3 separate regions of the Mus musculus genome follow, and all the other regions are linked to region 1. A link is a loop called in an ENCODE intact Hi-C map of the cell type or tissue named here. Cell type or tissue: heart. All regions are shown on one strand.

Region 1 (8,000 bases):
ATGATAGTTTATAGAAGAAATAAAATGTCATTTTCTGAGAAAAGAAGTTACAAATAGTCTACGCGTTGAGAAAAGGAATTAAAGTTTGGCTTAAATTTAATAAGAGAATTATATTTGTTGTAAGTCATTCTTACTGGCATTGTTAAATCAATATTAATGCTAACCAACTGCTTGTGCTACCACTACCTGCAAAGCTCATATGTTCCATTCATTTTCTATTTAGATACCATTTTACCACAGAACCACTATTCATTTTCTAGTTCTGCTTTTAAACTAAAAGGCAAATATGATTATTTTCACTTGCATTGTTAAGTTTTCAAGAAGATATATTTCCAGGTACCTCCATAATCTTGGCTTCTCCATTTTCAGCATTTTCCATGTTGCATTCGTCTTTAACATCTTCTGGCTTGGTTTCAGGAATTGGTATGGTACTTGCATCTTTGTTTTCTTCCACGACATTTGTGGTCTTGGTTTTCTGCCCAGCAACATGGAAATAAAAAATACAGAGTTTAGCTGCTAGGTTGATTCAAGAGCTAAAGATCTATTAGCAGCTGATAAAATAATTTAGGGAGAACTTTAACATACTACACATAAATCTGACAGCAATAAAATTAACATATAATTCTTTCACTGATACTTCTAAAGCAACATTAAAAATGCATTGTTACACTGATATAAATTAAAGAAATATGCTTTTATGATGAGTGTAATGATAAGTACCAAGTTAGTGTTGACTAGTGCCCACCAAGGTACAATTCCCAGCTTCAGGTTAGACTGATAAATTGAATGTCTCTTACCTAAATTCAGTTTATTACTGTCTAGTCTAATCGTTAACAAGAAGGTTGTGTTAATTATAAAGTCTCCATCGGTAGTAATTAAGAGAAATGTCATGTTAGAACATTAATTTAGACACATCTAGAAGAGATCACCATAGGATGCAGCTGTTTAAATCTTTATATATATAAACATTTTTTTTTTTGGTTTGCATAAGAAAGTACATTGCTTAAGTGTATATGTAGTAGGAAGATTTCAGATGCCAGAAAAAAAAAAAAGTTTAAACCCTAGATCTTTCACTTACATAGAGAGATGTTGAGAAATGGTATAAATCTCTCAGATTGTGTTTTCATATATAAAATGATAATACCACGAACATTGTTGGGAAATTGAGAAAACGCAAAGGGAATTATGTTAGAAATTATATTGGATGGGTCACACGGCCCCCAATGCAGGAGCTAGAGATATTACCCAAGGAGCTAAAGGGAACTGCAACCCTATAGGTGGAACAACAATATGAACTAACCAGTACCCTGGAGCTCTTGTCTCTAGCTGCATATGCATCAAAAGATGGCCTAGTCAGCCATCACTGCAAAGAGAGGCCCATTGGACTTGCCAACTTTAGATGCCCCAGTACAGGGGAACGCCAGGGCCAAAAAGGGGGAGTGGGTAGGTAGGGGATTGGGGGGGAGGGTATGGGGGACCTTTGGGATAGCATTGGAAATGTAAACGAGGAAAATACCTAATTAAAAAAAAAGAAATTATATACTGCAATGTACATAAAAGCTATTATTCGTTTAACAAATAAGTAACAGATCTGAGAAAGATACTCTTCACAGGGCATGATTATATAACACCCCTCATGGTTTACTCCTATACTTTCCCCACCTTCCTGCTCTCAGTGCAACTTGCAGAACAGTTCAATAACTAGTGCTGCATCAATATATAAATTGACTGATTGAGATAATTAAACAAGGGCTTTGTAAATAAAAAATATCAAAGCAGCTTACAAGAATGACAATAGTTTGCTGTGTCTTCAGTCACAAAATGATGAGATTAGATGATGTCAAAAATTATTTCCCCCACAGGGGAAAGCACTAATGCAGTCCCCCACTACCTGCAATTGTACAGTCAAGTTCCCTATAGCTGGGGAAATCACAGGGGTCAACACATCTGGAGTGCAATGGATAATAAGCCTCTCCCTGGGAAAACCACCTCTGTGATCATGGTGTCTCCCCTGCTAGGTAAGTATTCAGAATTATTGTGGAGTTCTTTTTGGAGGGAGGAAGGAATTATTTATAGTCTACCATCTAGGGAAGTCAGGGCAGGAACCTGGAGGCAGGTATGAAGCAGAAGCCATAGAGGAACACTGCTTGCTGGCTTCCCCTCATCAAATATTTTTTTTAACTTTAATCTTTTCTGATTCTTGTAATTGTTAGAAAAAAATGTTTATAAAGCAATTAACAGTGAACTTAATATTAATTTTACTTCTCTTTGAGCCTGTCATTAGCTATAACATATAAGCACTGAAGTCTATATAAAATCAGTTGACTCCATTTAAAGCAACAAACATGATAGCACTTCCTGAAGCATTATCAAATATTATTTACTGCTATTACTATAATACACTATTGAGTTATTGCAGTTTATGGCCTTCGTTTTCCCAGGAATATTGGTAAATCTCAAAGGCATATGCATTTAATGGTTCTACCCACCAACATTTTTATTTTACATTTACAATATTGTATTGAAACTACCAAATAAAAATGCTAAGACACAGCTACCAATCAGAAAACATATACAAATATTCACCACCCAGCAGATCTATATGTCTTGTATTGTACCTTAGATTTCTGTCTAAGCAAGCTACAAAGAAAACAAAAGGATCAGCTGTGTGCACTTTCACAATTTATATCTAAACAAATTATTTTCCGCATCCTTGTAATTTGAATATTTACCCTTGAAGTTGATGCTCTTTTAGGTTTCAACTCCGGTGTAAAGGGCACAGGCATCTGCATCAGAAAATGTCATTATATAAGAAACGAGGTAGAAATCATATTCGAAGAAAGAGCACTAACAATGAAATCCATAAGTATGATTTAAACCAAGCACTAGGAAAAGAACCCTTTCCTTAATGTGTAAAGTTTCTCCCATAAACCTTCCAAATAACCCCTGTATTAAACATAATATTATGCAGGCTTTCCCAAATCTAAAAACTCGATTCCATGATACATGGGCAGCATTTTATAAACATCACTTACAGCAGACAGTCGGGCTGATCTTCTCTTTGGCTGGAAGTGAAAAAAAAATAGCCAAAAGAATTATGATTATACAATTTAGAATCATTTTTCCTGAGAAAATATTTGGTGTAGCACTATGTAAATGTTGCTATTAAGGAAATGATTATAAATTTTGTTAAGAAATGTCATAGACATATCTGATCCAACCCCTAAACCTTTCATATGTTAAAGGGAATAAAATCTCATGGCAAGCTTCTTTCACTGCGATAAATCAGCAAAATGGCTATTTCCAAGGAGCACATTTTAAAATGAAAATATACCTTCTTGCTCACCAATTGACTGACAAAACAGAATTTGAGCCTAAGAAGGTGCTCTCTGGATTTTATGACAAGCACAGTAGGGTCCGAAAGGCAAAACATCTATCTTTTTTTTTTTTTTAGTGTACTTTGACACAGCACTAGACACAGCATTAGTGCTCATGTGGTACAAATATAACTACCAGCATTTTTACCTAGTTATGTGTCTTTAGTTTCTAAAATGGGTACATTTTTCCCCCCAGAGAAACTCACAAACTAAAGACACTCACCTCCTGGCTCACATCACCTGCAGCCTATGTAGGGGGAGAAAAAAAAAAAAAAGAAAGAAAGAAAGAAAGAAAGAAAGAAAGAAAGAAAGAAAGAAAGAAAGAAAGAAAGAAAGAAAGAAAGAGGATCATCAATATAAACATGTAGAGCAGAAAATGTCGCCAACTTTAGACACTTGTGACTTTTTCCCTGGGCTCCTGGTCCAGCAACCACGTGCTGCTTCTAGCCCCTCTTCAACACCTACTGTTTTAGTAATATGAAACGTGGACCAAGATGCAAGGTCATGCTTAAGACCTGTTTACAAAGAGTCAGTGTAACCTTTTTGAATAAATAAGGCCTCTTAAGAACACACCATTTTCATTTTGAAATCCACCTGCTCTAATGTTAAAGCCAAAACAAGGGTTGGGCGGGACGAAGGAAGGCGGAGCTTCTTGCAGTTTCCCTTTCTTGCCTTATGTTTGCTATGCAATTGTATCTATCTGACCAGCTCTACTGATTATGGACTATTTTCCTCCTCAAGTTCTGCATACAAAACAACAGTCCCACCATACTTTCAAGGAAGGAGGTCTTTGTTCTAACGTTAACGTTTTGTTCAGAGAAGCAGGAGGCGGATTTTAAAACTTCCCGCCACTACCTGCTACAAGGTTGCTGTCAGCTCTGCAAAATAGCAAGATCCATTGCACAAGACGAAAAGAGCCTGGCGGCAGGAGTCTCGGGAAGGGGGGTGGTGATTAGAAACAATTGCTTTCGGTATCTGAGTAGCCCTTTACCCTGGGAATTACCAGGCTATTATTTCAATGATACAGCCCCAGAGCACTGAGGAATTTCAGCCTCATTTCTATGTTCTAGGAATACGGAAGGCGGACGGATTCACAAGAATATATAAACAATCATAAGGCTTTTACATTAACACAGTATTTCATTTTATGATTTCACCAAGCAATGAAATAGCATTCCATTTTAGTTGTAAGATACTCGGGGGAGGGGGAGGGGTGGTGGAGGAACACACAAACACCGAGCTTCAACTTATATGTGCGCGGAGACAGGAATTTTGAAGTGAAGGGTTACAGAAGACCTGTAGCCCTTGGTAGCTCGGATCAACTCCCCATGTCTAAAGTGAACTAATCTCACGCCACCCCACCATCCAACGCTGTTAGTAGTTTCTCGGACGCGGCTCTCTAATCACCTTTCCACCTTTAACTAGAGAGTTCCGAGAGTGCCAAATCTCTCAGATCTAAAGTTTCTAATTACAGCGGTGAATCTCTCCCTTCTCTAGGACAGTTTGAAGTCTGCGCCGCCTAATGGCACAGGATTACCATTGCATAGCCATCTGGCATGACAAGAAGTGGAGGAGGGAAGAGGGGGGAAAAAGGAAAAAAAGAAAACGGAAAGAACAAAGGCAAAAAACAAGAGAAAGCCAGGGCTTTCGTTCCCCCAAACGGGATGGTTCTCTGAGAAAAACGGGAGGTAGAGGAGGAAGCTGGCGCTGGAAGTGTGGTTGGGAGAAGAGTTCTCCAATAGGGTAAGCGGAGGAAGGGGGGTGGGGTAGGAAGCGACAGCACAGCGCTATGGCTGTTTGTAATTCAGCATGGAGACACCTCTCAAACGATTCTCTCCCTTAAACAAAACAAGCCAAAAGTGAACTACCAGTTGCATACGAGACCTTCTGAAACCAAACACAGACGGATCGCTACCTTTCCCTCGCCTTCCATTCAGGACATCATAAAATCAAACTAGAAGCCAAAATGATCTTTCAAAAAGATACAAATCTCTGCGGTAGGAAATATGTATTTCGGCAGCTAATATCCCGTCTATCTTCCCATTTCACTTACCTTTCTTTTGGGCATTGTTGCAGCTCTCCGTTGGAGATCCTTAGGCAGGAGGGAAAAAAGCCGAGAGGAGTCTCTGCCTGACCGCTCCGCGAGCGACTGAGTTTTCAATGAACTAATTGCAGCACGATATGTACTCGCGTCCCCCCTCCCCCTAAAAAAAATCTCTCGTTATTGGCAACATTAAACACGCCAAGACGCAACCAAACTACGTGAATGGTTACCCGAAGTGGGAGCCAGGTTGGAGTGACAGGCTGTCAGGCCAATGAGGGGAGGTGGCCGGTTCGGAAGGCGTGGCCCGCGAACTTGCCCGAAGCCCTCGTATGCTGCCGGCTTTGACTGCCTCTAGGGTGCCGGAGTCCACGCACTTAGCAGACGCCTAGTGCTCCAACGTGACCAGCAGGAAATCCAGTTTTCTTGCCTTTTCACCTTTTTTTTTAAGTTAGAACGACAAGCGAAAGCTCAAACAGTTGGTTTTTTTCCCCCCACGATCTCCACCCCCCTTCCTTCTTCGCGCGGGGTGGCGGGCCCTTTTGAGACTGGATTGAGCCAGAAGCTCCAGTCTTTCCCAGTTAGCAAAAGGGCGAGGTTGGAGTGACAGGCTCACCCGTTTAGAGACCAGAAAAAGAGTAGGGAACGTTTCTGGTCGTGAGAACTTCCCGCCAATGCTGAACTGTGGTCCTGGCTTTAGAAGGGTGCCAGAACTGCGCGCCTCCCTCAGGTGGAGAGTAGCAATAAATCCGGGACCTGGAAGAGCAGGACTCCACTGCAGGCCGCCTACCTTCTAAAAGAGCTAGTACTCCGCCTGGAGAGAATCTAGCAAGAATTAAAAGGGGCCACGCGGGAAGTCAGTAATAACAGAGGTCACCCAGAGGAAAAACAGTGACTTTAATGGATTTGTAATTCAAAGATGATATTTAGGGCTACATAGAAAACCAAACCAAACCATTCGTTATCTTTATTACTGAAACTTGAGGTGTCTCCTTATTTATTATTTTTTTTTTAATTTTTTGGCCCACAGAAGTGCCCCCTGAACCTATTCTAGTCTCAGAAGGTGTTTAAGTAGCAGCTTTCTGTTCTGAGAATCTTCCATTTGCCCTCTAGTGTCAGAGTCTGAGACCTAAACGTTTGGTGAAAAGAAAAGAATAATATGCTTAGAAAAAAATCCGGTTAAAACAGAGTGCTGAGGGCTGCTAATTGTTACTGGAACTAGGCAAGCCGGGTCCCTGCAGCCTTTTTTGAGATGTGCTTTGCTTCAGTTGTTGAAAGAGCTAATTGTATTTAAAAGTGCTTCAACAACAGTCTCCATTCCCTAAGCTGAAAGTCTAATCAGAAAAGGAAATTAACCTTTTAAACAGTTACTTAAAAATTTAGGCCCCAGCCTAGTGGTGTATGGCTTTAATCCCAGCACTTGGGAGGCAGAATCAGGCAGATCACTGTGAGATCAAGACTAGCCTGGTCTACATACAACAAGCAAGCCAGAGTTACCTAGTGAGACTCTGCTTCATTGTGTCCCCTCCCCCAACTCTTTTTCTGTTCCTGTAGCTTAAAGAAAAAGCAGACCATCCGTTTCAAAGAATACTAGCCCGGATTGGTGGTGGCAAGGTAGCAGTGAGATGCTGAGATTCAAGTCATTCTAGGCTAAATAGACATCCTGCCACAAACAAACAAACAAACAAACAAACAACAAACCAAATTGATTTACAGATTACCAAACCATCTGTCCAATCTAAAACGCACCCTGACAGAGCCTATCCTTTCGAGTTTTGTCCCATCTTCCCTAGCGTTTAGCCTGGGGAGTTAAACAAACCACTTACCCTAAGACCTACTGAACCTACTCAAGTGACTTCACACTGCATTCTCATGCAAGAAGACAACTGAAAGGCGCATTTACATTTGCTTCCTTGGCCTGCAGTTATGTGTCATCTGACCAGGCTCCAGATGGCCTTTTAGTTACCTTTAAGTGAAAGCATAGTTGAAAGAACCTAGGTATATTTCAGTAATTTGATTTTCTGAGAGAAAATTGGTTTCAATATAAGAATTGTCTCATAAGGATAAGGGAAAAATGAAGAGAATGAAAATGTGTTAGTGATGGAATGCATCCATTCCAAGTATTCTTATTTATCATTATTTTGTGGGTTAGATTTTTGTTTTTGTAACTCGCTTATATAAATGCAACCCCCTGTGGCATGCAAAGTGGCAGTACACAGTTTCTGCCCTTAAGGATTTTTGTAGCTCTGTAGGATTGAGAAAACAGATGCATATGTATTTACAAATCAAAGTTGCATATATTATATGAATTGTGAAGTTTATAGTTAATAATGCCGTGGGGGTGGGGTGGGAAGGCTCCTTTTCAAAAGCATTTGAAGAAGGCTTTTGGTATCTGGCCCTGAACATTTGTGGAGATAGTTACTCTATAACACTGCAGAGGCAAAGTTTGGACTTGTTAAGGGAACAGACTGCCCAGTCTGAGTAAATTGAAACAAATGATGAAGATGAACTCAGGGAAGTAAATCTCAAGTTGAAGGCAACTTTAAATAAGCTGTCAGAGTGAGTGAGCTCTGGCACCTCTC
Region 2 (8,000 bases), 230 kb after region 1:
TCAGATCCAGAAATCTCAGAGACTTGAAATTGGCAGGAACCGAGCTTCTCCCTATGCATTTCTGTACCTGCTATGGAACATATATATAACCATGACACCCCACTGAAAGGACCATGCCAGTCAGTCAGGTAATGTGACTCCTGGAATCCTTCTCCATGCAAATAGAGTATCAGTAAAATCTCCAACACAGTCAATAATAAACACCTATGCCTATATCCCACCACATTCCTCAGTGTTCGTATAGTCCCTGTCCAAATGGACTGAAGCACACAAGTTATTTCAATGAGGCTTGTCTGAGATTGACTACTTTTACTGAGCTGTAACACTTAGGGAAGAGTTTTCTTTCCTGAGGCATTCATTGCTGGACCTTGGACCCACCTGGTTGGCCAGGCTCATGTTACCTCCAGTACCGTTGAAGCCACTGCCTCTGCTCCGGGTACTGTCTCTACTGCTATAACTGAGGAGAGCCCTGAGATCTCAGCTACCTTCCCTGAAAAGGACCCAAACCTACTCACTTCTTTTCTAAGAGCTGTAACACTCCCTGCATTTCTGGCAGGTCCAGAGCCCTGTGGAATCTATTTGACTGGACTCTGAATTGCCCTCTGGGCAGACAGTGAAGGGCACATGACAAGTGACTGAGGTAGACATCTAACACTGACCTCTGGACTCTATACACATATACATGAATGTGTACACCCCTACCTACATGAACCCTCTAGTTCAGTGAAAGACTCTTCCTCTAAAAAACATAAAGTAAACAGTGAGATAGGAAATATATGTGACATTAAGCTCTGTCCCCAACATGTACATGTACACCCCACCCCCATTTAAATAGTCTCAGTTCTTTGTGGACTTTGAGTATAAATTGGTAATTGTTGAACCCTATGTATTCGGCACCTGTATTGGCTAGTTTTGTGTCAACTTGACACAGCTGGAGTTATCACAGAGAAAGGAGCTTCAGTTGAGGAAATGCCTCCATGAGATCCAACTGTAAGGCATTTTCTCAATTAGTGATCAAGGGGGAAAGGCCCCTTGTGGGTGGGACCATCTCTGGGCTGGTTGTCTTGGGTTCTATAAGAGAGCAGGCTGAGCAAGCCAGTAAAGAACATCCCTCCATGGCCTCTGCATCAGCTCCTGCTTTCTGACCTGCTTGAGTTCCAGTCCTGCATCCTTTGGTGATCAACAGCAGTATGGAAATGTAAGCCAAATAAACCCTTTCCTCCCCAACTTGCTTCTTGGTCATGATGTTTGTGCAGGAATAGAAACCTTGACTAAGACAGCACCTCTCCGCAATATTTCCTAGTATGTACAACACAGTTATATCTTGAATTCAACTATACAAATTTACCTTCTTGAGCATTCTGATTTACTTTTAGGGCATGAATGTACCATCTTTTGGGAAGCTACTAACACAATTTTTAGCCATTGCCAATAGTTTTCTTTTCTTTTCTTTTTTTAATTAGGTATTTTCCTCGTTTACATTTCCAATGCTATCCCAAAAGTCCCCCATACCCACCCCCCCAATCCCCTGCCCACCAACTCCCCCTTCTTGGCCATGGGGTTCCCCTGTACTGGGGCATATAAAGTTTGCAAGTCCAATGGGCCTCTCTTTGCAGTGATGGCCAACTAGGCCATCTTTTGATACATATGCAGCTAGAGACAAGAGCTCCGGGGTACTGGTTAGTTCATATTGTTGTTCCACCTATAGGGTTGCAGTTCCCTTTAGCTCCTTGGGTACTTTCTCTAGCTCCTCCATTGGGGGCCGTGTGACCCATCCAATAGCTGACTGTGAGCATCCACTTCTGTGTTTGCTAGGCCCCGGCATAGTCTCACAAGAGACAGCTATATCTGGGTCCTTTCAGCAAAATCTTGCTAGTGTATGCAATGGTGTCAGCGTTTGGAAGCTGATTATGGGATGGATCAGTGGATATAGAAATCACTAGATGGTCCATCCTTTTGTCACAGCTCCAAATTTTGTCTCTGTAACTCCTTCCATGGGTGTTTTGTTCCCATTTCTAAGAAGGGGCAAAGTGTCCACACTTTGGTCTTCGTTTTTCTTGAGTTTCATGCGTTTAGCAAATTGTATCTTATATCTTGGTGAAAGGATAAACCCTCATTTATCTTCTTTGTTATGTATTTGATAGAAAATTTTCATTCAAGACCACTGGGAACATTTCTATTCTGGGATATATATTTCCAGCAATTTGTTGCCTGGTAGTTGCTACCTCTCATGGTGGGTATATTATTCACATAAACTTTATATGTCCAGCCTTTGCAACTGTGTTAATTTCTAATACTTGGTATTAAGTCCAATTTTTTCCTTATTGATTTCTATATTGTATATTTGGTTCCAAATTTTCTGAACTCTTTTCTATGTAGATTAGTAATAAACAATTTGTTGCTGATGAATATTATCACATTAGTTTGTGAAAACTCTGTATTTATAGTGTCACCAGTAATATACCGTTGTTATCACCAATACATAAAATTCAGTGTGTGTTATTGATTTAAAAATGCAAGATCTGATGAATATAGAAAGCCATAGTTTTAAATGTAGACAAAAATATCTAGGGTAAGAGTTTGCCCTTGTTTTATAAAGCTTGACTTATTTTGACCAACAATTCCATTCTTATTTTTATGAATAATCTTATCTTCAACCTATAATTTCTATAATGAGCACTTCTAATAAAATTTAGTTTGAAATTAAAGTAAATTCATATAATGTTTCAACAAAGCTAAAGATATATCATGAAAAAATACAAAATAAAGAAATAATGGAAGCTCTGATGTTAAAATTTTGTTCTGAAAATTCTGGGATTCATATAATAAAGCCATATTGGATTTTAGAAATTGTATTATCTGATGACCTAGTTTTCAAATTGATACTTGAAACATCTATTTAAGGAAATTTGATTTTATGTTATTTTGCTGCTGTGTGCTTAATACAAAAAAGCACAATTATTTAGATGTTTTTTCTTTAAGTGACATTTTCTATTTTGTTTCTCCAAATTATGCAAATTCACTCATTTAATTGTACCTCAATACTATTTGTTTATTGTTTTTCCTCTCACTCTCATTATATGTTTTGCAAATTGATTCAAACTCAGAAAACAATCTGCATACATGCTATGGTCTATAAAATATTGGCAAAATTGCCAGACTATTTTACCTACTGTGTCACCTAGTGGACAAAAGTGGAAATTGTGAATCAATCCTCAAGGATGAAATAACTGAAGCTAGGCTGAAATCTATTTTCTTTCCCAGTTGACCATGTTGACTACTGCATGTTCTTTTCTAATTTAGATAAGGGAAAATATGCAAAAAATTTCTATCAAAATTAATATGTGACTTACTTTCCCCATTTTTAACTTATGTTGTTACTGCAATCATGTTTTTTTTCTTTCTTTTTTTTTTCTTTTTTCTTTTCTTTTTTTTTTTTTTTTATAAAGAAAAGGAGCTTTTGGATACTTGACTAGAGAAGACCCACATATTTCAATCATAACACAGCAGTATTACTGAGTATTTACATTGTACCATTTCATTTAACCATTTAAAGCATTACTATTATTCATTATATATCAAACTGAGGATTGTTGGACTACAATGACATTTTCACAGTTGGTAATTTGAGAAGAAGAAGAGCAAAATTTTGAATCTAAATTTTTTGACTCCAAAACAGGTGGTCTTAGACACCAGATTTTACTCATTTCTCTGTTTGTTGGGTGTGGTTAAAAAAAACGAAAAAACAAAGAAATATGAAATTTGATGAATGGAGATATAGATTGAGAACCAACACTCCAATTTATAATTAATTTGTTCATAAACTGTTTTTAGATAAAAAGCCAGGAAAAATTTCAGTCTTTGTACCATGCATGTAATTTTTTTCCACGTGAAAGAGGTTTATTTTGAGGGAGAGACAAAGGGGTGGCAGGGGAGCAGAAGGGGAGTGGAGAGAGAGAGAGAGAGGGAGAGAGAGAGAGAGAGAGAGAGAGAGAGAGAGAGAGAGAGAGAGAGAGAGAGAGAACCATACATGTAATTCTTTAAAAAATGTTTTATTTATTTACATTCCAAATGTTGCCTCCCTTTCCAGTTCCCCTCCAAGAGTTCTCCACCCAATCCCTCCTCTCCTTTGCCTCAGAGAGAGTGATTCCCCCACCCCACCTCCCTCAACCCACCCACCCAGTTCCACCCTGCCTGCACACATCCCCTTTCCCTGGGGCATCAAGTCTCTACAGGATTAGGTGAATCCTCTACCAATGAGGCCAGATAAGAAAGTCCTCTGCTACATTCCATGCATGATATTGATGTGTTCATTTGAAGCCTAACATGTCAAGCATGCAGAAAATAGAAAATAAACATTGGTTCAAATCAAAATCTCATTTCCTGTCTAAATAGAACTTGAAATGATAGTCTTATACCTGTGCTTTCTTAGCCCTCTTGTGGGGGAAGTCTTTCTTCTTGATTGATGAATTTATTTATGAGTTCTATTCTGTTTTAGGAGTGATGGGACGTTGTTTGTCTATAATCAAAATCTTTGTTAGAGTCTGTCCATTGTTTTCCACCTTGAGAAAACACTTTATTTGTTATAGTTAAAATTATTAAATTAAATCTAATGTAACCTTATCTAATCAGCACTCTTCCTTTCTAAAATTAGATATAGATTAATTGATGCTTTCTCTTTTATACTTTTATAGATTTTACTAGTTATGGTTTTATTGCTGTGAAGAGACATCATGTGCACAGCAACTTTTACAAAGAAAAACATTAATTGGGGGCTTGTTTTCAGTTTCAGAGATTTGGTCCATTATCATCATGGCAGGAATCATGACATCATGCGGGCAGACATGATACTAAAAAAGAAGCTGAGGATTCTGCAACTTGATCCACAGGCAGAAGGATACTATCATACTGGACAGAGCTCAAGCATAGGAGACCTCAAAGCCTGCCCCAACAGTGACACAGGTCCTCAAACAAGACCGCACCTACTCCAAGAAGGCCAAGCCTCCATAGTAGTGCCATTCCCTTTGGGCTGAGTTTTCAAACACATGACTCTATGAAGGTCATACTTATTCAAACCACCACATAGATGTTTGCTAACTGTCCAAGAAGTCTCTAAAGATAAAGTACATGCATGCTTTATTTTATGCTTGTTCATTTCATATACATTTTATTTGATGCTAGAGATACTTAAGACCTATTTGGGTTTGCCTTCCATGTTAGTTTTTTCTTCCTGTCTCATAGTTTTAGATATTTTAGTTTGTGCTTATCTCTTTTGTTTTGGGCCTGTAGTTAGACAGTTCATGGAATAGTTTGTGGCAAAAGAAAGGTACTCACTCCATGATGGATGAGAAACCAGGATAGAAAAAAATCTAGTTTCCCAATATCCCCTTTAGGTTTATGCCTCCAATGGATTAACTTCCTTTTACCAGACCCTATCTTTACCAGAACCAGTACCTTCTAGTGCAATAAGCTGACAAGGGAACATTTAGTGGTGCATGGTAGTTAGTACAAAGGCTTACAAAGTGCATACAATAAGTGCCTGTAAAATATTCAACCCTAAATGAGATATCTAAGTTACCTTCTACCCACAAGGCTTAGGGGCTATGGAAGAAGAGGTGGTTGAAAAATTATAGGAGCTAAAGGTTAGAGAGGACCAATATGTAACAGTGTGTTCTGAACATGGCAGGGTTTTTTGCAGTAATGACCTCAGACTGGTTATGGTTGCTTGCAAAGGACCCATATGAGATCAAATCAGACACCAGCATAGGTAGGGAAAGGACACATGAAGAGGTCCCTACCCTTAGCTGAGGAGCTGTTGGAAGTTGATGGCTTTTGGGGGATGAGAATCAGTGGCCACTGATAGGCTGCCTACATGTCCATAGGTGGCCCTATACTCATGCATATACTTGCAAATATGGAAATTCATGTTCATTGTTGATCTATTTATAATAGGAAGGATATAGATGGAATCCACCTAGATATCTATCAACAAATGACAGGATGATTAAAGTGGAAATCAGTCTGGTGGTTCCTCAGAAAATTGGACATAGTACTACTGGAGGATCCCACAATACCTCTCCTGGGAATATATCCAGAAGATGTTCCAACCGGTAAGGAGGACACATGCTCCACTATATTCATAGCAGCCTTATTTATAATAGCCAGAAGCTGAAAAGAACCCAGATGCCCCTCAACAGAGGAATGGATATAGAAAATGTGGTACATTTAAACAATGGAGTACTACTCAGCTATTAAAAAGAATGAATTTATGAAATTCCTAGGCAAATGGATTGAGCTGGAGGGCATCATCCTGAGTGAGGTAACCCAATCACAAAAGAACTCAAATGATATGTACTCACTGATAAGTGGATATTAGCCCAGAAACTTAGAATACTTAAGATACAAGGTACAATTTGCTAAACACATGAAACTCAAGAAGAACGACGACCAAAGTGTGGACACTTTGCCCCTTCTTAGAATTGGCAACAGAACACCCATGGAAAGAGTTACAGAGACAAAGTTTGGAGCTGAGACGAAAGGATGGACCATCTAGAGACTGCCATACCCGGGGATCCATCCCATAATCAGCTTCCAAACGCTGACAGCATTGCATACACTAGCAAGATTTTGCTGAAATGACCCAGATATAGCTGTCTCTTGTGAGACTATGCCTGGGCCTAGCAAACACAGAAGTGGATGCTCACAGTCAGCTATTGGATGGATCACAGGGCCCCCAAGGGAGGAGCTAGAGAAAGTAACCAAGGAGCTAAAGGGATCTGCAACCCTATAGGTGGAACAACAATATGAACTAACCAGTACCCCTCGGAGCTCGTGTCTCTAGCTGCATATGTATCAGAAGTTGGCCTAGTCGACCATCAGTGGAAAGAGAGGCCCATTGGTTGTGCAAACTTTATATGCCTCAGTACAGGGGAATGCCAGGGCCAAGAAGTGGGAGTGGGTGGGTGGGCGAGTGGGTGGGGGAGGGTGTGGGGGACTTTTGGGATAGCATTGGAAATATAAATGAAATAAATACCTAACAAAAATATACAAGTCTGCAGATGATGGAAACAACATACACATATTCAATGAAATTTTTTTCAGTCTTAAAAAATGAAAATAGGGGGCTGGCAGTGTTGACACACACCTTTAATCCCAGCACTTGGGAGGCAGAGGCAGAGGCAAGTGGATTTCCGAGTTAGAGGCCAGCCTGATCTACAGAGTGGGTTCCAGGACAACCAGAGCTACATAGAGAAACCCTGTCTCAAAAAACAAAAACAAAACAAAACAAAACAAAAACATGAAGATAGGAAAATTTCTATACATGGGTGGGATTAGAAAATAATATTATGTTCTGAAACTCAGCTCCAGAAATATAAACACTTCATGCTTGACTTCATATGTAGATTCTAGTATCTATTTTTTTATGTATGTGCAATTATGTAGGGATGAGTGTGTATAGAGCCACTGAAACTAAAAAAGGCACAGGAGAGAGGAAAAAGGATTCCTTAAGAGGTAAGGAAGCAGTACAATGCATGTGATATGAAAGTGGAAAGGGACATACTTGGTATGGATAGATTTGTCAATGGATAGGTTTGTGAGTGGGTAAGTGGTGAGGGGGTCCCAGGAGACTTGGCAAAGTAGAGTGGAGTAGATGATCAACCAAAGTGAACAGTGCATTACAAAGCTTTAAGGGAAGCTGATATTTTGTAGATAGTTAAACATGAATTTTAAAAAAGAGTTTGAATGAAGTTACCCCATGTGGGTGGATTAAGCTGTTTTTAGCAGCTGCAAGACATAGAAAAGTCAAGCGTTAATTAAGCTGACGGCTACCTCCCTAGTAGTTAGTCTTCATAGAGTCAAAAGGTGTGCAAGCTACTAGAAAAATTTGTCATGAGAAATCTTAATCAGATGAGGACTTTGGGTGTATAATAATGACTATCCAGGAAAGCTATCCAGCAGTGAAATAGTGTCAAGTCTATTATAGGTGTAACTAACTGCCT
Region 3 (8,000 bases), 1.2 Mb before region 1:
TGGTCTGTAACCACCCTCAAGTCAGAATGCCTAAAAATATTATAGCTACAGATAATGTCGCCAGAAAAACAGACATAATAATATTCAAAACTGTGCATACAATGTTAAACTAAGTCTACACATTAGCATTCATCTGAATTCTGAGTTACTTTAAATTGGTATTTAGATTCACAGATGTGTGACCTCTGGCCCCAGATCAAAAGCTGCTAAAAGATAGAAGTAGTATGTTTAATTTCATGTATCCATGATATGATTTGGTCTATAAGAAAGATCCCAATTCAATTATATTAATAATTAACTATTAACAGAAAGTCATTTGCTCATTTTTTTGTCTACTATGGGACCAGCGCTGTGTATGCAAATGAGCATTTGAAGATAAATGGCCCCATTCCCCAGGAATTCATAGTCTAAGGAAAGAGTTAAGTAAACAACCTTCTAAGGGTAGAGATGCTTAAATAAAGGGTATAACGATGCAGAAAGGAACAGGAGTAACTGGTAGGAAACGCTAGTCCTAAGATCTTAGACTTTGGAAGGACATCAGTTTAGACTAAGAAAACTAGAAAGTTCCTGTTAATGAATCACACTGAATTCCAATATTAAAATGACATATACCTGAGGTAATAAGGGAGGAACAACAGCACGGACCATGGGAGTAGCCCTTAATTATTTATCTACTAATTTCTCATTCCTGTAATTAACTTAACACTAAGACCTATAGATATACGTCACAGTAATTAAATCTGACTTCAATTAAAAATTTAAAGTGAGCTTTACTATTGTACAAAGAGATTAACATACTTAATCAAAGGCAACTAAACTATTTAATCACAGCCAAGCTTCCTAACAGTACAGTGAGAATTTTACGTTTTATAAAAGGTAAGGTGTTTTTCAAATTTTACTTCGTGTTATTTATGGAAGGTAGGTCTGAGTCCATATTATTTCCTACCGCTATACTGTGGTGGGGGTGTGGGGGGGGGGGTCTGGTTTACACATAAATGAACCAAGATGAGTAGTTATATAGTTTGGATCAAGTTAAACCTTACTACTTTACATAATAGATGAAAGAGTAGGCCATTGTTATTAGGTACAGATGTACTTATATTAATTTTTTAAGAAGTATTATACAATATAGTGTTTTGGACCTGACTTAGCTATAGTAAATACACAACAAGAACACCCAGAAGTTATGGTTAGCTGTACACTACCTAGACAAGTTCAAGCCCATTAAAATCCAAGCACTGATAAAAGAGGAGAAGGACTACTCAGGCCCCACCTCTAGCTGAGGAGGTACTAGCAACTGAGGCTATTGCAGTTGGGGGAAATCACTTTTCTTCAAATGGTTGCCCATGCCTGAGTGGACGTGGACGAGCCTACAGCCATGTAAATAGGAGCAGCACTTGACTGGACTCTGGGAGTTAGAAAATGAACATGTTAAAACTTTTCATTGAAAAAACAGTAACAGCCAGCCGGGCGTGGTGGCGCATGCCTTTAATCCCAGCACTTGGGAGGCAGAGGCAGGTGGCCAGCCTGGTCTACAAAGTGAGTTCCAGGACAGCCAGAACTGCACAGAGAAACCTTGTCTCAAAAACAAAGAAACAAACAAACAAAACCAAAAATGAAAGAAAGAAAGAAAAAATAGTAACTACATATTTTGTTACTGGGAATACAAGGCAGGCTAGACAAAGTAAAAATAGCCTGCTTCCATATTTTCAGAACATGAAATAAAAGCTTTTGAAGCTACTGCCTCTAATCCTTTCAAATTTTCTAGGAAAAAAAAAGAGAGCTAATAATTTTAAAGCTCTTCAAATCTCTAATACTTCAGATTATGTTCAAAAATACAATTCAGTAGGCACTACCATTTCTTTTTACTTTAAAAATGCCTTTCTAGGGTTGAAAGGTGAGACAATATGCTTCCCAAATGAGTCAAGTGGGTGACAGAGGATGAACACCATGCCTTAATTCAGAAAACTGTTGTTTCAAGGAACTTGGGAAATAAAACTGATATTTTGACTCAGAGTTCAATAAAGTGCTTGTCACTTTATGCTAATATTAAAACTATACTACAGTCACTATTTTTTTTTACATGCAGTAGAAACAGGACCTCTCTTGGTCATCTTTTCATGATCTGCACCTTTCCTCCAGGCTAGCACTTTAATGTACAGCATATCCTGACTAGTGCTGCAAGATTTACTGGATGACATAAAATTGAACCCATCAAAAAACCATTTTTACCTGTACTTCAGGCTTATAGACTAATAGCGCCAAAAGAGCTTAACACGAGCTACAGAACAGTTACCATAACCCATGGTTTATCTTTTTGCTATCTTGGAGTTGAAGAAAAAGCAATTTATTTTATTTTTCTCTAAAGCCAACCCCTGGAAGGAGCAAAAATTACAGCAACATGGAGCTTCTGTGATGGAATTTAAGTAGTGAAAAAGAAAAAGAAAGCCAAATTGTGTTCATGACGTCACCAGGAAGCTTTATTCTTAGCCCCTACTAATTGCCCAAGTGGCCAGACAGGTTTGGCTGATGGACTTTATGGCTTCAGGAATAACCTGAATTTCCTCAAGTGTTAAATTAGAATGCAGCGGGAACAGAAAGCGAGCACAGTTAGTTCGGAGGGTTCGTAGCAATCGCTCAACCTCATCACCAGTCACCTGCAGTCATTAAAGGGCAGTTCGCCAAAAGCAGTTTGTCCACGTACGCTTTGAGAACCTACACCTCCGCCTGGAGCCATAGGCAAACTCCAGTCGCCTCCCCTAGGTCCTGGCACCATTCCCTGTCAATTTCAAAGAGGCCAAAAATTCACTGATAAGGCAGGTGACAGAAATCCTCAACAAGGGGCGGTACGGGCTCAATTATCTCTGTCTGTCCACTGGCTCCTCTGACCCTCCCCACATTCGAGGATGGCAGCGGAGGCGGAGGCGGCGGCCGCAGCGAGGAGGAGGGTGAAAAATAAAAAAAATAAAAAAAAGGCCAACCCCAGGCCGCTGGAGCCTACCCATCCGCATCACAGCTCCCTCGCCCCACGTGCGGGCCCAAAGGGTCAAGCCCCTGGGCGTGTCCCCAGCACCCCTGCCTTCGCCCCCCCCTCCCCAGCCCCCAAGGCCCTGGTAGCATCTTGACCAACAGAAAGGATACTCTCCATGTTCGACATGATCTCTCGAGTTCACCGGGCGGGAGGAGGGGGAGGGGCAGGTAACACGCGGGACAGGGGCTGGACCCGCGAGTTGTGGGTCGCTTGGGCGCGCGGAGGGTGGCGGTTGTAGCGGGTTTCGAGGGATCCTAGCCCACTTCCTGTTTCGGTTTAGAACCCGTGGTGGGTGGAGTCCCACGAGCTAGAGAGGCGGGACTGGGACGACGCCAACATGGCTGCAGTGAGTCGCTTCGGTTAGGATGGCTCTGGTCGCTTGGGGGCGGTGGAGTCCGAGAGCTGAAGCTTAGGTCCCTCCCACTTAGATGCTTCACGTGCGCTCAGGATAACTGCGCTAAACCTGGTCCGGCATCCCACCGGACTTCTAGTTCTTTCTTTTGTCAACCTGGACGCCGCTTAGCCTTCCGCCCACCTCGTACCTCAGATTTCACACAGTCCTGGTCGTCCCTCATCCCTTTCTCTCAGAGCTTAAGTCTTAAAGGGTGAAGACAAAGGTATAGGACTTTTAAAGTACTTTTTAAAAATTCTGACAGTGTAAAAGAACGGCTCGAGGGGTTAGTGTGGTGGGTAATGTTGAGGTTTTTTAAACAATCTTGAACCTTAGAGTTGTAGGGTTGAAGGGGAAGGAGGAAAAGTCCGGCTCTACTTGAGAGGTAATGTTGCTTCGAAATTTTTTCTCATATTAGTTGGTTTAATTTTATTTTTCTTAAGCACAGCTGATGTATGGTCTAAAATTAATATAAAATCTCTATAATGGGTGGGAGCAGTAATGGGGGTGGTCGTAGATAGAGCTTGGCGTATTTTACGTTCCTTTGACTTTCAGAAATGTCCAGAGGTGGATTTATTAGAAGCACTCTCTGGACTTAGGAAAAGAGGGAATTTTAAGCAGATTTGTGGCATTTCAATTTTAGTGTCATAGAAATTACATATATTACTCTGAAAGTTAGTGTAATTGTCGTAATTGCTAAATCTCAGAAGTTTGTCATTTACCTCATTCTTAAATTCAACCTGTGGAATTATGTGCACAATGCCATACACTTTTTATCCTTAGGATTATTTCTTTTTTTTTTTTTTAACAAAACTGGCTTTAAAAGTGAATATTTTATTATTTTGTGTTAATGATAGTTGGTAAAAAGCTTCAGACTGTTTTCTAACTGTCCGTGTTTCATTAAAAGAAAAAGAGAACCCTTGCTCAATACAAAGTTCTGGGAAGTACAGTCTAGAAATCATTTCAATAGGCAGAACCGTGTAAAGGTTATTTTTAGGTTTGCATCTCACTTTATAGTTGGAGAACAAGACTTATGAAACTGAAAGCTTTGGAAATTTCATCAGTTCTCTGTGTGCCTTAAACAGTTGCCTTCATTGCTGGAAAACTACCTTTGGGGGTTAAAGGTAAAGATATCTGTCTGGAAAGACTTTCCCTTAGCACTTACTATTTTTAACATCATTCCTTCAGTAAAACCATAAATACTAGAACAACCTACCAAAACTTAAACATATGTGAGTTTTAAAATGCTGTTGTTAGAGTTATAGGTATGCAATGTATAAAAATAAACGTTAAATTAAAATTTTTTTCAAACGATAAACTTTTTCAAGAAGTATCTCTTTTATAAGGTCCTTGTTTATAGAGAGTGTTTGCTGCTGCTGTCTGTCTTAAGTAAAAAACAAAACAAAACTGTTATCGTCTGTACTAAACACCTAGAAGGTATTTTACGTTTATGAGGTCTTTTATGTTTTAAATCCCAAAGTTAACTTCATATTTTCTTGACTATCTGATTTTAATCATGGTCAGTTTTATAATTGAGTCAGTTACATGAATAAGTATTTTAAGTGAAAATATTTATAAAATAATCTTTAGATCCTAGACACTAAATATTAATATTTGTTTTGACTGCTTTGTGACAATGCTTTTGTGGCTTTTTAGCAAAATTTACTAAAGTGACTAGAAAATGTAATGGTTTATTGAAACTAAGCTCCATTGCAGGAAAGAATAGGAATGCACCAGGAATGGGAATAGTGTATCTCTTTATAATTTTTCTCAGATTTCCTGTTCTTGTTATAACATCAGGTGGATAATCTGAACTTCTTTAAATTATGATAAAATAAATTCAGAGATGGACCCAAAGGTCAATATTTTTCCTCTATTTACATAGTATAATTGGATATTCAAGTATATAATAATAAATTCTTTATTGAATTAATACCTTAGTTGAGAAGAAATTGAACTGTTTATAAAGGATCTCATAATTACTTCATATAGTAGTTCATATTCTGTAGTAACCTTAGCAGGTATTGTTGACATCTTTACCCATAAGAAAATAGTGACAAAAATAATAAGAACAACAACCAAAGCTTTTAAAAGATGATTTGCATAAGCATGTTTTGAACAAATAGCCTTGTTACAACCTGGTCTCCTAGGTTTCTAATGCACTTCTTTTGAATATGTACAACAGGCTAGCTGTACAGGAGTTCAGGAGAAACAAATTGTCTTAACTGGTGTGCAATCTTTACAGCTTCTCTATGGAGAAATAACTTCTGTTTTGGAAATGCTAGAGAAGTATAAAGTGAGAAGCGTTCTAGTTCGTAATAGGAAAAACTTTTTGTTCTGCCATTTCAGATTTCATTTGCAAATTGTACTAGCAAAGAACTATTCAAGTAACTGATGGAAGAGATTAGAGGAGCTACTGAAGAGATAAAGGTCTATTTGCTAAGGCAAATAGAGGAGCAGATGAAAAATAGTTTAAACAGAAGCAATATGTTCAGGTGTGGTGTCCCAGGCCTAGAAACTTAGCACTCAGTAGTCAGAGCCAAGAGAAGTGCTGCTATTGAGGTCATCCTGGTCTAAATACGAAGGCCTAGGTCAGCCAGAAGTACATAGTATGATGATTTAAAAAAAATATTCGCCTGAAAGAAATAAAATTAGCAAAACTAATACAAACAAAAGGAATAGGTCTGATTGGTTGACATAGGTGACCTAAAACTCATTCAGTTTATGTTTATAAAATGAGAAATGTTTCTAGGAGACAAGATGAAAAGTTGATTGCAAAATTCACATGACTATAAAGAGAAAAATAAACATTGGATCATTAATAATATGTAGATATTTATTCTTTGTGTTAAGATTTCTTTCTTATTTAAATAATAAAGGGTGATATTTGATGGTTATATATATACATATACATATATATATATATATATATATATATATATATATATATTATCAGAAGAATATTTTTGGTAACCTCGGATTCTCACAAAGCAATCAAGACTTATAAATTTCCCTGTCAGGAAACCTTTTGAATAGTTGACTAATCAAATTAAAATTACACTTTACCACTAAAAGATTTGATTGATTCTTAAAAGATGATATGATAAGGAAGAATAAAGCATTTGCTGTTATTAGAGATACTTTCTACTTTAGAATGATTCCACAATAATTTTGAAAATTGCATGATTGAGAAATTCTTCAATATGGGCATAAATGTGCAGAGAAACCCACTATTAAATAAGCTCTTTTCTTTATTATTTTATCATGCAGGCACTGTTTGAAGAAAATTGTTAAGTGGAGAAGTAAAAGATTTTTTTTGAGAAGTGTGGATGAAGACAAAGTAAGGAAAAGATAGCTCTTTTAAAAACCTGTCTTGAATTCTTATATTCCATTTAGAAGCCACTGAACCTGTATATTTACCTATAGTTAATTTTTTACTACTTTGTTGTAACTATACAACTCTTTACCCTAGTCTAATTCTCCAGTCAGAATTCTATCAAAGTCATTCACATGGCACTTACTATTTTATCTGGTAAATTGATTAGAGCTACAACTAAAAGTCTTGATAAATATTTGATTCCTCTGTATTTTACTACATTTAGTCATTTAGTAATAATGATATCTATCTATCTATCTATCTATCTATCTATCTATCTATCTATCTATCTATCTATATATTCAGTGATTTGTAGATAGTGTTATCCTGAAGGCCAGATCAAAAATACTTTAAACATAATCAATATGGTCAGTTGTGCTGTTCCAGGCCTGGAAACTTAGCACTCAGGAAGCAGAGGCAAGAGAAGTGCTGCATGGTTCTTATAGATCCACCCATTTTATCTCTGGATAAAGGTTTCTCAGATGTTGCTATAGGCATTTGACGCTGGATACTTCTTTTGGAGATGGGGTTATCTTATAGTAGATAGGATGCTTCCTATCATTTCTGGCCTCAATCTTCACCCTTCTCTACAAGTTATGATAACTAAAATATGTCTCTAGACATCACAAAATATTCTCTCAGGAACAAAATTACTCCCAGTTGTAGAGTTACTTAGTCAAACTTTACAATTATATAACATTGCCTATATATTAAGCCATCAAGATTGACAACAGTAATAGCAAGAGAAACTGGTGTCATCCTGCTTCTGCTCACACATGTTACAGTAAGAAGAAAGCAATATCACCATGTCTAGCTTTTAAAATTATATATTTGGTAAAATTCAAATCCATACATGTGTGCGTGCTTGTGTGTGTGTGTGTGTGTGTGTGTGTGTGTGTGTGTGTGTGTGTGCCTGTGTCTGTGGTTTGATGAGTGTGCATGCACCTCTATGTGAATGTGGACTGTGGAGGCCCAAAATTGGTCTTACGTGTCTTCACTCTATATTCTTTGAGGTAGAATTTAATCCTAAAACACCAACGCTCACTAATGCATGTTAGTCTACCTAGGGAGATTTCCCCACAGAGCTTCTGTTTTTGCTTCCTGTGTGCTAGGATTACCAGTAGCTACCATGTCTGTCTAGCTTGTATTTGGATTCTATGGATCCAGACTCTAGCTCCCAGGTTTGCAGTGCAAGCATGTTA

The links. Hi-C counts contacts between places; a loop is a spot of excess contacts. Peaks named below come from ENCODE experiments on the same cell type or tissue, not always from the same donor. Only the 100,000 strongest peaks of a DNase experiment are listed, where the experiment ranks them.
Region 2: it touches region 1 in a loop (5-fold over the local background); 4 of 42 quality-filtered maps call a loop at or near these places.
Region 3: a loop joins it to region 1, with 4 times the contacts of the local background. A loop is called at or near these places in 4 of 42 quality-filtered maps.

What each region holds. Positions count from the first base shown.
Region 1 is chrX:109,007,822-109,015,821 of GRCm38, forward strand. It overlaps Hmgn5 (high-mobility group nucleosome binding domain 5), which reads right to left and starts at 5,559. Exons shown (of 6, transcript NM_016710.2): 1 at 5,431-5,559; 2 at 3,601-3,624; 3 at 3,036-3,065; 4 at 2,733-2,786; 5 at 341-475. The coding sequence starts at 5,445. Gm23322 (a small nuclear RNA gene) reads right to left here and starts at 2,026; the gene lies at 1,860-2,026. In heart, CTCF peaks have their summits at 4,899 and 6,167 (motif pointing left); DNase peaks (open chromatin) are centred at 5,000, 5,120 and 5,700; H3K4me3 peaks cover 2,691 bases; H3K27ac peaks cover 1,730 bases.
Region 2 is chrX:109,235,196-109,243,195 of GRCm38, forward strand. No RefSeq gene overlaps it. Among named protein-coding and RNA genes, the nearest start is that of Gm6377, 42 kb to the left of the region's middle. In heart, a CTCF peak has its summit at 3,188 (motif pointing left); no DNase peak of the experiment used is centred here.
Region 3 is chrX:107,812,994-107,820,993 of GRCm38, forward strand. 2610002M06Rik (RIKEN cDNA 2610002M06 gene) reads right to left here and starts at 3,341. Exons shown (of 8, transcript NM_025921.3): 1 at 3,142-3,341. The coding sequence starts at 3,157. Tent5d (terminal nucleotidyltransferase 5D) reads left to right here and starts at 3,484. Exons shown (of 6, transcript NM_001163104.2): 1 at 3,484-3,648; 2 at 6,693-6,762. In heart, a CTCF peak has its summit at 3,411; a DNase peak (open chromatin) is centred at 3,328; H3K4me3 peaks cover 1,745 bases; H3K27ac peaks cover 1,239 bases.